3 separate regions of the Homo sapiens genome follow, and regions 1 and 3 are each linked to region 2. The links are chromatin contacts, found by Hi-C or POLR2A ChIA-PET in ENCODE. All regions are on one chromosome and are shown on one strand. The core of a region is the stretch at or near the end of the contact, and the rest is flanking DNA. Distances in the headings are between cores, read along the strand shown.

Region 1 (4,577 bases), core at 271-2,770, 300 kb after region 2:
CTCACTCTGTTGCCCTGGCTGGAGTGCAGTGGCATAATCACAACACAATGCAGCCTTTATCTTCCGGGCCCAAGTGATCCTTTCACCTCAGCCTCCCCAGTAGCTGGGACTACATGTGTGCACCACCATGCTCAGCTAATTGTTTTACTTTTTTGTAGAGATGACGTCTCACTATGTCACTCAGGCTGTCTCAAACTCCTGGGCTCAAGCAATCCTCCTACCTCGGCCTCCCAAAGTGTTGGGATTACAGGTGTGAGCCACCGTGCCCAGTCTCAATGAATTTATTGTGCATGTCTTCTTAGGTTCATTTTAGAGAATTTTTCTAGGCTATATACATTCTGCAACAGAATTGCTGAGTTGAAGAGAATTCTCATCTCCAGCTCTGTTAACTTCCAGTGCTCTCCAAAGTGGTGGTACCAATTTATACTGCTATAAATAATGTACAAGATTCCAAGTGTTCCACATGCTTGCTAACATCTGAATTATCAGACTAATTTTTGACAGCCTGAAGGGTTTATGGCTTTAGCATGCATTTCCTCCATTCATGGTAAGAGAGAGAAATTTTTTCATAGCTTTATTATTCTTTTGTATCTCCTCTTCTGTGAACTGCCTGTTCATAGCCTTTGCCTGTTTTTCTCTGGAATTGTCTTTTCATGTCTTGATTTGCAAGAGACCTTTACATATTCTGTATCATTTATAGTTTATGTGTTGTAAATATAATACCTTCTCCCTGTCTATGGATGGTCTATATATTGTTTTCTGACTGAGAGATGTTTTAGATTCTAATGCAGTAGAATTTACTAATCTTTTCTTTCATGATAGTATTTTTAATGTTATATATAATTTTTTAAATGATCATATAATTATTAGTTTTAAACACTGAAAGTAACTTAAAGTTTTAGAAACTGTAACAGTGATTTCTGTGCTAACACGAAAACTAGAAGGTGAACTTGAAACTGAAATGGATCTAGTTTCACTGCCAAGGTCAATGACATACACAGAGTAAGCAAACAAAAGATAAAGGAAATTAGATATGTCATTTTAATTTAAGGCATTATTGGTAAAAGGTTCTTCAAATCATGCTATCATTTCACATTTCTTTTAAAGATAAGTAATGGTGTTACACTAGGTTATGTGTGTGTATACATGGCTTATTACATTGTTGGTGATTTCCAGGAACTTGAGAAAACTAAAGCTAGTATTTCAACATAGGAAGCATAATTCATCCTGAAGGGAAAAATACCCAGAAAAGAAATTTTAAAACTTGAAATTTAAGGAATAAATAGCAAATTCTAACACATGAGTTGGGTTCATACACCTAGTCAAGGTCAATTACTTGTTTTCCTTCAGTTAGGTCTCTGCTTTGTCACAAGTGAATGAAATATCTGAATTGCAAGGCTAAGTCTGAATTTCACTCATAATACCCTGTAAAGCAAAGATTCAGTACAGCCCATATCCTGGGCCTTAGAGTCAAGGGACAACATTGCAAAACCATTTTGGCAGAGAATTCACCTGTGTAAATAATGTCTCAGTTTTAGAACAATTTCCTCTGTTTCACCTTTGTGTTTTCTCTATTTCAAAATACTGCTTTTGTGTATGGGGCAAAAATCCAAACAAAAGTCACCTAGGTGACCGGGCATGGGACAGACTCTTTTCTGTATCCCACTTTACTATGATAATTAAGGAATTAAAATGTTTTAAAAGATTTGAGCAAACACTGTAGAACAGGCAAGAAACCTTACTTTATTTAGACCTAAACTAAAACTCCATTTAATAATCTCTACATGTTGACTATAAAACAGTTTGTTTTTTATTTTTTTGATTTGTTTTTACATAGAATTGATTCCACAGAGCAGGAATGAAAGAAAATGCAAATTCCCACCTTTGAGGTTTTACTGTGAAAAATTTCCGCTGGGAAGATGATTTTCCTTTTACAGTAATTATTCATTATCCACAATAATGAAGAATAAAGATGGCCTGGATATAGAATCCAATAACAGTTCCAAAAACTTATTTTGGCCAACCATTTCATTCTCTATCATCACCAAATGATCTAACAGAGAGGCACAAAGGAGGAAAGAGCACTGTTCTGAGTCTTTCCTACTTTACTGTGTGTGTTCATTACCAAATGGAGGTGTTAATGAGCATGAAAGTACCGAAAACACAGTCCAAAGAAGAAAAAATTATCAAGTAAATCCAATGTATTTAAGTTGAGCTTTCAGGATATGACAAGGCCAAGCTAAACCACCATTCCCCACGTCCCAGTGAACTCAACAGAGCCAAACCTGCATCATCCTGCTCTCACTCTGGAGTGTTTTCTTGGGAGTAACATCAAGTCACTTTCCAGCAAAGTCTTTAGGGGTCAGTTAGGGATATGTTGTCATTTGACCACACTGGCTGCCTCTCTCTCCAGAAATAATGACAGGCATGTGTTTTTAAAATCACCTCTCCCCATCTCCTAAGACAAGGATTGGAACGCTGCCTTTAGCATTTTAGCTGTTATTAAACCAAAAGTATTTTAGTTTCTATTGAAATAATATTATAGCTTCTATTATTTCATCTATTTAACATTCTCTCTTTGAACAGCTTTCATTTTTTAAACAGCAATGTTTGTCCATCTACTCATATCTTAAATCAAAATGAAAATAAGTATTAAGTTTATACTGAAAGCACTTAGAAGTCCAGACTAAAAATAAATTCAGTCCCACTCTGATTGTAAGGGAAATCTATTAATGGCTATACATTTTACAACAAATTTTTCCTAATACATATTCACTATAGGGAGTTTGAAAATCAAAAAGTGAAAAAAAATCACATCAACAAGTATCAGTCACCTGCTTAGTTTTTTTTCTTCAATGTAAACACATGCCTACATTTTTAAAACACAAATTGTTTTTATTCTAGAGCAACAACTTTGTTGAAATTTTAAAATACTACAAGAACAATTTCTCACATTATTAAATCTTCCTTGAAAGCCTGTTTAAATAGTTGTATATTTCAACTCATACTATAATTTTAAAAACTATTTTGCTATTGTAGTTGCTTCTAATATTTTGCTATTACAGTAAACTTGTGTATGAATCTTAACAGCAGTTCTTATTGTCTTAGAACTAGCTAAAGGGAGAACTAAAAGAAATGCATTTTTACAAGTGCATTTTAATAGGTATTAACTATTTGCTAGAAATAGTAATTTAGACTTCTACCAGCAGTGTATATAAAATGTTCACCTCACTGTATCCTTCTGACTTGCACAGATATTTTCATCTTATTACAACTTTACTTAATTGTTAGGTTGAAATAATAACACCCTCTAAAATTTGGGTTTCTTTGATAGAGAGAAATTTGTTTCTTCCACAGTAAATGGTATGTAGTGGCTCTTTACATATTTTATGTAAATGTTTTATATAAACCAACTATAAATGTATATAAATCAAGAATAAAACAAAACCTTAATAATATGCAGTTATCACATATACATATATATTTGTGGCAAATAATTTTCCTAATTCATGACATGGCTTTAAAATTATGTGTTAATAAATGACCCAGCAAATCCATTCTGAGGTATACATCCAAGAGAAATGAAAACATACATAAAAACTTGAACAAAAATGTTCACAGCAGCATTATTTATAATACTTGAAAGGTATAAATAATCCAAAAGCCTACCAACTGATGAATGAACAAAATATCTCACACACCCACACCCACACATACACACACTGGAATACTACTTAGCCATAAAGAAGAATGAAGTACTGATACATGCTGCAATGCAGACCACCTCTGAAAACATTATAAGTGAAAGAGGTCAATCATAAAAACCCACATATTGTATGATTCCATGTATATGAAGTATCTAGAGGAAAATAGATTAGTGTTGTCTGGGGCTGGTAAAGAAAGGACAACGGAGAATGACTGCTAATGAATGCGTTTCTTTTTGGGGTGATAAAAATGTTCTATTTTCACAACTCCATGACTATACTAAAAAAATCACTGACTTGTACATTTTAAATCAATGAATTGTATGATGTGCAATTATGAACCAATAAAGCTGGGTTTGTCTTTTTAAGAGATGGGGGGGTCTCACTATGTCATCCAGGCTGGAGTGCAGTGGCTATGCAAAGGCATGATCATTGCTCACTATAGCCTTAAACTCCTGGGCTCAAATGATCTCCTGCCTCAGTGTTCTGAGTAGCTGAGGCCAGGTGCGTGTCACCATGCCTAGCTTCAAGCTGTTTTTAAAATGTATATATTAATATGGTATGGTCTACTAAGACTCCTGCAAAAACAGTGAATTTGTCTCATCTAATTTTTAGAAAAGTTTGTAATATGCATATTTCTTGAAGCTATGCTGTTAGGTAACAGATTGCTCAGGGCAATCATACTTTCTTGGAAGACTGTTATTAACATGAAATATCTTTCTTTTTCCTATTTCATGATTTTGCCTTAAGTTCTATTTTGTCTAAGGTCAACATTGCTATGGCTGTCTTTTTCATTTATGTGGAATATTTTAATCCAAATCTTTAATATCAAGGTTGTTTTTTTTTTCTTTAGGAGTGTCTCTTGCACATATG
Region 2 (5,066 bases), core at 269-2,768:
GATAGGCACATCATTTGATGCATCAGCTAATGCCTTGTCAGGTTTGTATTCTCTTTTTTATCTGAGGCTGGGCACATGGGCATTTTAACTCAGGAAGTCTTACTTTCTCTGCCTTCCCTAAAATCAGTGCCTACATTTGACCCTGTGGAAAAACACAAAAGCGAGTAATTTAAATCAGCCCACACCTGCACCATCAGCCAGGCTATCCTTACAGAAACGCTTCGAACATCTTATTCCGGAGCACCTCAAGCGGCTGAAAAGAACAATTTATTCCCCGCTAAAGAACAAAATACTGACATTGAGTTTGTCTTCTTTGGGGTTGGAGGAAAGTTGAGATACTACTCATGAAAAGGCAGCTATGTTTGGCCCTGTGGTGATTTAGATTTACTATACAAACCAACAACTATTTTTGAATGATGGAATTAAGTATTTACACAAGGAGACTTAGCTCTTTAGCTTGGTTATGTCCTGCTGTTTATGTTACATGATCAGAAATCTTGTGAGTGCTGTTTTAGGTGATACATCACCAAGAATTCTTACATTAGGAAAGTAACCATATTATCTGAGATCGTTTGCTGTAGGGAAACCTGCAGCAAATTTTGCACTAGCTAAATTTGTTTAGCTAAATTTTGCACTTTACAAAATAATAGAAAAATTCATTCGACTCTCCCCTCAATGTATAGCATGGTCGTCTCATCACCTTGCAGTTTGTCTCATATGCTTGTGTTGAGCTCTTTTAACAGGACTTCCACCAATAAATTCAAGTTTTTATTCTTGTTTATAACCGGCATTTCCAGGTCCGGCCAGGTCCAAAAAAAAAAAAAAGGAATTGAGGGTTTGCATCGTTTTTCAATATAACTGGAAGCTGTTTTATCACTTTGTATTTTGAGAACCGCTCCCTTTCCCGCACACGCATTGCTGCCTCCTCTCGGGCTTGGTTAATGAGTCTGTGCGCCAAGCCAGGTCGCTCCGGGCAGTTCGCGCTTCCGCGCCTCGGCACTCGGATGACCGTGTCCTATTCGTCTCTCTCGTGAATGTCGCTGAAAAAAAATAAAAGTTTGTTCTAAGCCCGTGGCATTTCCGCGCGCAGATGGAAAGGCAAGTGGGAGAGGAGGGTGCAGGTGCGGGGCGGGCGCGGCGGCCCCTTCAGGCGCCGGGGGCTGGGCTGCCCCCGGCCGGGAGCAGCTCCGCTCCGCGCACGTGGCTGTGGGCGCTGCGGACGGGGGACGGCAGGCGGGGGACGGCAGGCGGGGAGTGGAGGGTGCAGTGCCCGCAGGTGCCGACGGCTTCCTCCCAGAGCCCTTCGCGCCGCGCCTTGCCTGGCTGGTGGCGCGGGGAAACCATGGCAGCATTGCGGCTCCGGCGGGCGGGCTCTGCGCGGGGCCCCACCGAGCTTTCCGGGAGCCTCTCCCGCAGCCGATGGGCATCTAGGGGCGCAGAACGAAGAGTGGGCGCCGAAACGGGTGTAGGCGCTGGAGGCCGACGGGGAGGCCCGGGGCGGTCAGGCTTCTCGGTAGAGAGGGCCGTGCACCTCGCGGCCTGCGGGCTAAGGCGGGGAGCCGCTCCTGCGGCGGCCGGGCGCGCGGACTGGAGGGAGGGAAGCGCCACGGACTGGGGAACCGGGGTGACGGGGAGACGGGGGGGCTGGTGGGGTGAGGTCGGCGGGCAGCAGCCAAGTGTTCTGCAGCTCCGAACCCCGCCACCCTCTGGGCGAACGGAATGGCACCCGCGGAGACGGGCGGGGACGGGCGAAAGCGGGTTTGCTCCGACCCGAAGCTGAGCCCGGGTTGGAGGGCGAGACCGTAGGCGAGAATGGCCGCGCGGGCTGGGAGACCCGGGCCGGTATGGAGTGAGTGGAGCCGCCCGAGGTAGGGTAGTTGGGGATGGTAGTTGTGAAGACAGTCGGAGTCTAGCTCCGGGCAGACGAAACACCGGGGCGCGCCAGGGTCCGTTTCCTCCTTCTCTCTGCTTTCCCACCAGCCCTGTAGATACGGAGCCAGCAGTCGGGCTAGAGCGGAGGCTGAGGGTCGCGGTTCCAAGGGCGGTCTCTCGCCCCGGGTCAGGCCCCACCCCGCGGTGGCGGTCGCGTGGCGCTGTCCTGGAGTTGAGCTGTCCCCGCGCCGCGGCCCGCACGCCCAGGACCGCACACCGCCGCCCGCAGGCAGAGACGCCTGCAACCTCGCCCTCTCGCCCGGCTCCCAGCTCGGGGCTGGGAACCGGAAAGGTGCATTTCCGTGTGGGGTGGGGGCGATTCCCGGCTGTCGGCGGTGGGGCTAGGCCTTGCGGCGGATGAGCCAGACCTTCCCGGCTTTCCAGCCAGCCGGGTTCGGGATTTCCCGACGGTCGGACGGGTGGAGGCGAGGATGGGCCGCTATCCCCCAGCCTCTTCAGGAAGAAGCCGTAGGGCCAAGGAAGGGATGGGTGACGGGGCTCACACCATTCCAGCGCTGCCCTCGAACTCGCGGGCCTCCGTTCCCTTTGCAGTCACTTGGTGTGCGCCCCAGTCCCGGGCAACATTACTGCCCGCGGGCGCCTTGTGTGCATGGCTGCTGCCTGCGGCGCACCGGCCTGAGCCTGGAGGGAGGTGCGGGGCGGGAGAGGCGGCCCTCCCTGGGTCTCCCCTGCCTGTCACATCTGCACTTATTTAAAGCTCGGCTGGTGGTCCGCGCTCTCTGGAATGCCAGTTGCGGGCCTGGCCTCCTACGGCATTTGCACTGATTAGCTAGCGGGTCATGGGGGAGATGAGGGGCTTAGGGGGGCAGACCGGAGGTTCACAGTATTCCGCCTGCCTCTGTCCCGCGTGCTAATCGGAGCCCAGTGATTCCCGCTGCACCAATGGCTGAGTGTGTTAGGGAGCAGAAAACCGAACTTGAAGGATGTTGGATGCGTCTGGGAACCGGCCATTGCCACTTAGTAGTATGTTGTGGGCCGGCGCGCACACATGACCCTAAATCTCTGCAGGCTCTAGCGCTGAAGCGGGCGGAGAAGGGGAACAAGTGCTGTGACCCCAAGTCCTAAAAGTTTGTACGCAGTGTCTGGGATATGCAGTATCCTTGATGCGAAACTCTTAAATGTTTGCTGGTGCAAGTCCATACAAAACGAGGTTGGCCTGCCTCGCTTAAAATACCGTACACAAAGCGTAAAAAAGGCACGGGCAATCCGCATCGAGGACGCCACCCCAAGCGCAAGAGGCCCGGTGCAAATTCATCGCTGAAAAACAAGCTGGGTTCTAATTTACTGTGACTCCCACGGGCGCAGGGGTTGGGAGGAGAAGCAAAGGGGGACATTTTTTTATTTTTGAAGCCTCAAAAAGTTCGATCTGATTTTGCATTTGCCTTTGGACTTGGTATAATTAAGGGTGAAAATAAGGCCCCTCTGTATTTCTATTCCCCTTTGCTTTTCTGCGGAGCTTTTACCTCAGAGGAAAGTTGTTTTAGTAATCTGGGAAAGAGAAACCATGTGCTGAGTCAGCAAAAACGCGGCACCAGGCCAGTTCAGCTCAATTATACTGCTGTGTGTAATGTACACACTCTATATGCCTTTGTGGAAATAATGAAAAATATATTAGAATTCTCATGGCATAGCAATGCCCACGAAGCCTGTTGGCAGTTGAGAGCCAGATTTCCGTGTCTTCTAATACAAGGAAACAGGTTCTGAACATGTCTTCTAACAAGCCTTAGATCCAAGGCCACTTAATGTGAGAGGACAAGAAAAATGCAGTTCTCAAAACAACACAAAATATTTTACTTTTTTTTCAAATGGTCGTGTTACAGAATGCTTAAATACTCCTTTCTGCTTGTGTTCTTCTGACAAGTGTTCAAGGTGGCTCCAACAGATGGAATCTTAATTTTTATTTTGCATCATTAAATGCATTTCTCAAAACTGATTCTTGAAAAGGTCTGAAAAGTCTCCTTGCAAGTCCCGTTAGAACCTTGACCATGCATTCTCATTTGTGTGGAAGGAATAAATGTTTTCAGAGTCACTTGGAATGAAACTCTCTTAAACTACTAAGCAATTATTTTTCGGAATAATTGCTTTTAACTGTCCAAGTGTTACCTGAATTTGCAGTATGTGAACATTTCAGCTGTTAAGCAACAGTCTAAATTGTGCTTTTTAATGACACACATTCAGTATTTCTGGGGATATTTCTTCATAGTTATTTTAATTCTAAGAGTTTAGTTGCAGAAAGTGACTTTTGAAAAACAAAAATAGCATATTACATAAAGAACTAACCAGAAGTTTGCCTCAGTTTCATTTGTCTTTTCTACCTCAAAATGTGAAATTAGTACATCTTTTATGCTTTTACTATTTAAAGTCTTAAAAATATATAGTTGTGTTTCAGTATAATGCAGAAATATCTGGATGTGAAAAATTCAGTCTGTCACCCAACTTCCAGATGTTTGGTACTACGCAGACAAAACATCAGAATGAATGACCAAATTTTTTTCTCTACAATCCAGATGGCTTAGTGCCTCTTGCTTCTATAAGGAAGCATATTTTCCTTTCTCTAAACATCACATCCTACTGTAGCCCACATAAGGCATGATTTACACTCCTTCAGCTACAAAATGTTAGGCCATTTGGAGTGCAGCAAAGCAATCAGTTAATGAAACTATATGTTTTGGTGAATGTAGTCCAAGTCCAAGTGTTAGTGTGTACTTAGGAGGGAGTGGTGGTGGTGGAGTCAGAAATGGGAAGGTAGGAGAGTGAGCGCCTTGTTCAATGGGAGAATAACTTGGCTAAAAGGACACAGCCTTCCAAAAATCCATCTGTGCCATCCATAATCGTAATAGGTGAAGTGGAACATTTAGCAGCTTCAACAGGGCTGCCTTTTGCCTGAGATGCAGCTGGACTGTGAAATGTCCATCGTGTACTGTGAAGCTTTCTTTCCCTACTGTTCCTTCTTGGAGCATTATAAAATGGAACAGATGAATGTAATGTAACATTATAACATTAGGACTCATGAACATTATACAGGTGGAAAAATTCTCTGTTTTAAAAGTAAAAAGGCAAGTAAGTGATTTAAATATTCATATTGTTATATGGTGAATATTTAAGTCACTCAA
Region 3 (4,934 bases), core at 1,795-4,294, 270 kb after region 2:
GAGAATGAAGTCAAAGAACTGACACTATCTAACTTTTAAGACATACTACACTAAGCATAGTAATCAAGACACTGCAGTATTGGTTTAAAAAAAAAAAAAAAAAGACAAATAGATCAATGGAATAGAAAGCACCAAAAGACCCATATACATAGAGTCAACTGATCTTTGACAAAAGAGCAAAGGCAATACAATGGAGAAAAGGTATCTTTGCAACAGGTGGTGCTGGAACAACTGGACATCAACTTGCAAAATAATGAATGTAGACACAGATCTTACACCCTTAACAAAAGTAAATCAAAATGAATCATAAGACAGACATGGTGGTACATGTTGATATTCCCAGCTACTCAGGAGCCTGAGATGGGAAGATCACCTGAGCTCAGGAGGCGGAGGTTGCAGTGAACCAAGATCGTGCCACTGCACTACAATCTGGGCGATAGACTAAGACTCTGTCTCAAAAACAAAGACAAAAAATGAAACAAACTCACATCAAAATGAATCATAGACCTAAATGTAAAACATGAAACCATAAAACTAGGCAATAACATAGGAGAAAATCTAACTAAACTTGGATATGGCAATGACTTTTTTAGATACAACAATAAAGGCACAATTCATAATAGAAATAATTGATATGGATTTTGTTAAAATTTAGTGTCTTTATGATACTATAAATAGTGAATATAGGTTATTATCTGTTTGTCTAAACCCATAATGTGTAACATTATACCATAATGTAAACTATTAACTTTGACTGATAATGATATGCATTCATCAATTGTAACAAATGTGCCATTCTGGTGCAGAATGTTGAGACTGGAGGGGGCTGTGCATATGTGGCAGGAAGATTTATATGGTAACTCTCTGTAGTTTTTGCTCTGTTGCGAACCTAAAACTGCTTTAAAAATAAGTCTTGAAAAAAATCCCTATATGATTCATTCTGATCTGATAGTCTGATCTGAGAGTTAATTATCTGATTACCAGAAGAAAATTCAATACTCTTTAAAGGAAGACAACAAAATTTGTATTTTCAACAACACAGAGCATCCACAATATCCACCATGTAATAAAACTAGCTAGACATACAAAAATGCAGGCACATGTGACCAATAACAGAATAATGGGTCAACTTATCCAGCAGAAACCAAACTAGGATGACCCAGATGTTGGAAACAGCAGACAAGAACTTTAAAGTGGCTCCAGGACTTAAAGGCAAATATGGTCCCAAATCAATGAATAGATGGTAAACAGCAGTAAAGGAATTAAAGCTTTAATAAACAAAGAATAAAGAAATACAGCATCTGAAATAAAATTATTGAATGGGCTTAACAGCAGATTGGAGTAGAAAAATAAATAAATCAGTGAACACGAAGAGAGATATGCAGAAATTATCCTATCTGAAGACCAGAAATAAAAAAAGAAGGAGAGGCGAGGATGGGGGGTATAAAAGAACCTTAATGAACTGTGGGACAAGATCACAATGCACAACTATATGTAACTGGAGTCCTGAGAGGGAAAGAGAGAATAGGGCAGATAAATATTTGAAGTAGTAACAAAACTTTCCCCAATTTTTTCAAAAACATAACATAATGTAAAGATGCAAGAAGCTCAGTGAACCCTAAGAAGGACAAAAACAAAGAAAACTATACCTAGAAACTTTATGGTCAAACTGCTGGAAAACAAAGATAAAGGGAAAATTGTCAAAGTAGCCAGAGAGAATGTACATGTTATATATGGAGGAACAACAATATGAGTAATGGTTAACTTTTTATCAGAAACAACAGAGGCCAGGAGACAATGAAACGGTATCTTTAAAGTGCTGCACACACACATACACACACCACAACCACTTGTCAACCTCAAATTCTATATCTTTAAAGATAACGGAAAAGGGATTTTTAGATAAATGAGATCTCATTGCCAGCAGACCTACACTACAAAAAAATTTTAAAGGGAATTTTGCAGACTAAAGGAAATTGACACCAGCTGGAAAATATATGGGTAAATATAAAATTGTGCGTGTTTATTCTAATTTTACTTAAAAGACATAAAACCAGAAAGCAAAAAGTAAAACATGGTATTCTAGGACATATATATATATATATATAAAACAATTGATGAATGCATATATATATATATGCATATATATATAGCACAAAGAAGGAGGTGAGGTGGTAAAATATTAACCACTGTTGACTGAGAAGATATGACTGTGTATTATAATCCCTAGAGTAACCACTTTAAAAAAAATGCAAAGAAGTATAGCTGAAAAGTCAACAGAATTAAAATGAAAAACTAAAAATGATTTGATTTTCTGCCAAAATAAGGCAGAAAAGGAACAAGAAATGATCAAAAAGCAGATGGGACAAACAAAGCAAACAGCAAAACTGTAGACCTTAATTCAGTTATATTAATACTTATATTAAATGTTAGTAAAAACTCCAACTAAAAAGCAAAAATTGTCTATAAAGACTGTATCACTTAAAATCTTTGCATTTTTTTCTGCAGGTAGATCATACCGAAAAAAAAAAAGAACCATAAGTAAAAAATACAACCTAAGTTTCTAACCTGGTAGGCCAGATAATCAGTTTAGAAGACAACAGCAGTGCCCTTAACATCTGTCTCTCGGGTTTCATAGCTAGTGGCCGGGGTGCAAAATATAGAACACTTCTGGTTTTTGTCCACTGCAATCTGATAGCAGATGTCCTCCCCAGATGTCTCACCTCCTGACTCTAAAAGGTAATCCTTTTCTATATAAAGTATTTTGTAAAGCCAGAATCATTCTCAGCATAGCTTCTGTAGACCACATAGGTAGTCAGTTAATGACACAAGCTTGCTAGTTAGCTGCTTGTTTGGTTCTCATTCCATAAATAGACGTTAAGATACTGATCCTGCCTTTAAAAGTTTCTGGTGATGATTAAAATTTAAACAAAATATATAACTTCTTTATGAATCATGAAACTAAAAAAATGAGTCTTTTTGTATGTTATCTAAGAGTCCTGTGTTTAAATTTTAATGCAGACAAACTTTCATTCTTTCCTCCAGTAGGTGTTCTTATGTCCCCTAGTGGATACAGGTCGATATGGTGGACGAATGATAGGGCAATACTGGCTAAGTAAAGGTTCATAAATCCTAAATGTCTGCCTTGCCCACATATTTTTCCAAACCAGTACCTTGCACTATTCTAATTTACCATAAACAAAGAAAACATTAGTATATCTGAACTGGACCACACCTATCTGCCCCCATGTGTGGTCACTGGGCTAAAACATAGTTCTGGCTCATGACATATGCATGAACAAATGCACACCAATTAGCTACACATTTTGACCTGACATAATACAAAGGAGTTGACATTTCCACTGTAAATCTCTATTTTTAGAGATTTATAGCTTAGTCATAAAAGTGGACTTTAGAAAAATCAAGAGTGCAAACTTTTAGCCATAAGAAAGAATTTTTCCCTTCTAATAAATTAAAACAGTGTGTAGAAAATCTGATCTGAAACTATGGTTCTGTGTGAGAGAGACAGAAAGAGAGAGACAGAAATAGAGGGAAGGAGGGAGGGAAGGCAGGGAGGCATCCTCCTGGTGTTCAGAAATTTTGACAGCCATGTTTAAATTATTTGTCTGTTTGAGGAGACAGAGGTTGGAGAAAAAAAGAGTATTAACGCATAATAATAAAAAAAGGCTTTTCTTCTCCACATGTAGAAAAAAGGCTCTTTCCTAATGTTTCCAGTAGTAAGTTCTAAAGATACATTTTCTCTTCCCAAATACACATACATGTATGTGGCCACACATGTAGTCAGATGTGAACTGGCTTCCAGCCCATTATTATTATAGACAGTAAACCTTTCAAATTAGACCTGAGGCTGACACTGCCAGGACAGGATCCACATTAATGTGGAGTCAGAGAGTTAATATGGAAAGGAAAGGTTTCCTTTCGCTTCCATGTCCCATCTCTACATAACCATGGCGACAGAGCCCAGGCACTCCATGTGATCTGCAATGATCCTCCACACCTAGCCTCATGCACTGGTGGCAGTGAAGACCAGGCTGCAAAACTCTGCCTCCCATACTGTTCCTATCCCCATTTCCTATTTTATCCATAGTATTTATTATCACCTGATGCACACAGGTGTGTATGTGTGTAAGTAAATAAATATGATTTGTTATTGTATCCTGGTACATAGTACGTACTCACTCTAACTGCTGCTTTAATTTTATTTCCTTAAGTACTGGTTTAGTTGAAGATCTCTTTGTTCATTTGCTGGCCATTTAGACTTTTCTTTGTATTCCCACTTCTTAACACCATGCTTCTTAGTACATAGTAGCTACTCAATAAATTGGGTAAAGGAAGGAAAAACCAGGGACAAATTTCTAACAGTTCGGCTTTTGGATTCTTCTTGCTGAAGCTGGGAATTTGGTTTAAGAAAAAGAATTGCCCTAAAATAGGAGGAGATACTGGTGACGTGGCATTGCTTGAGGGCATTACAGCAGCACAATCTCAATTCCTATTATAGAAACGCTTTCTTAGCAGGCATCAATCAACAGCAAACTCAGAAATTTTAAAGTGAAATTTAAGATGTCCTAACATGTTAAGACTGACCATAGCCATAGGCCCTCCCACTCCAAGCTGCCAAATTCTCATGCCAATACTTTCTGGGTAGGTTTTTAGGTCAATAAAGAGTTCCTGTTAACTCACACCCTAGTCAGACTAATCTCTGATGCTTTAATTGGAAATGTTTAAGTCTTTCTTTTCCTGGGAACTCAAAACTTAAGCTTCTGTCGCTTCAAACATGAACTAAAGTACAGCATCTTGTCATACAATAAAAAGATACCAAAGAAGCTGGGAGATTTAGAACCGGTATGCAAAGACACACTAGGAAGTCCTGACATGTCAGCTCCCAGGTCAAGCCTTATGAAACTCATTTATGG

Evidence for each region. A loop is a pair of places that touch in the nucleus more often than their neighbours do. ChIA-PET counts read pairs that join two places held with the same protein, here RNA polymerase II (POLR2A). Pooled maps may share reads with other maps.
Region 1: a map of gastrocnemius medialis shows a loop between it and region 2 (2.3-fold over the local background). The contact joins two enhancer-like sites. A Hi-C loop is called at or near these places in 3 of 168 maps with a recorded cell type or tissue (cardiac septum and gastrocnemius medialis) and 1 of 50 pooled maps. POLR2A ChIA-PET finds 5 or more read pairs at or near these places in 2 of 52 experiments (PC-9 and activated CD8-positive, alpha-beta memory T cell).
Region 3: a loop to region 2 is called in a map of PC-3, with 3 times the contacts of the local background. The contact joins two enhancer-like sites. A Hi-C loop is called at or near these places in 3 of 168 maps with a recorded cell type or tissue (PC-3, chondrocyte and prostate gland) and 3 of 50 pooled maps. POLR2A ChIA-PET finds 5 or more read pairs at or near these places in 3 of 52 experiments (AG04449, activated CD8-positive, alpha-beta T cell and activated naive CD4-positive, alpha-beta T cell).

The regions. Positions count from the first base shown.
Region 1 is chr2:45,468,416-45,472,992 of GRCh38, forward strand. All of the region lies in intron 16 of SRBD1 (S1 RNA binding domain 1), which reads right to left. Among named protein-coding and RNA genes, the nearest start is that of SRBD1, 140 kb to the right of the region's middle. Within about 2 kb of position 1,521, at least 7 of the 41 ENCODE cell types and tissues checked have a DNase peak (open chromatin) inside an H3K27ac peak, as active enhancers do; they include PC-9, where a contact is called at or near this core.
Region 2 is chr2:45,167,838-45,172,903 of GRCh38, forward strand. No RefSeq gene overlaps it. Among named protein-coding and RNA genes, the nearest start is that of LINC01121, 85 kb to the right of the region's middle. RefSeq lists enhancers at 1,255-1,755, 2,621-3,250. Within about 2 kb of position 1,519, at least 8 of the 41 ENCODE cell types and tissues checked have a DNase peak (open chromatin) inside an H3K27ac peak, as active enhancers do; they include PC-3 and PC-9, where a contact is called at or near this core.
Region 3 is chr2:45,437,272-45,442,205 of GRCh38, forward strand. All of the region lies in intron 16 of SRBD1 (S1 RNA binding domain 1), which reads right to left. Among named protein-coding and RNA genes, the nearest start is that of SRBD1, 170 kb to the right of the region's middle. Within about 2 kb of position 3,045, at least 2 of the 41 ENCODE cell types and tissues checked have a DNase peak (open chromatin) inside an H3K27ac peak, as active enhancers do; they include PC-3, where a contact is called at or near this core.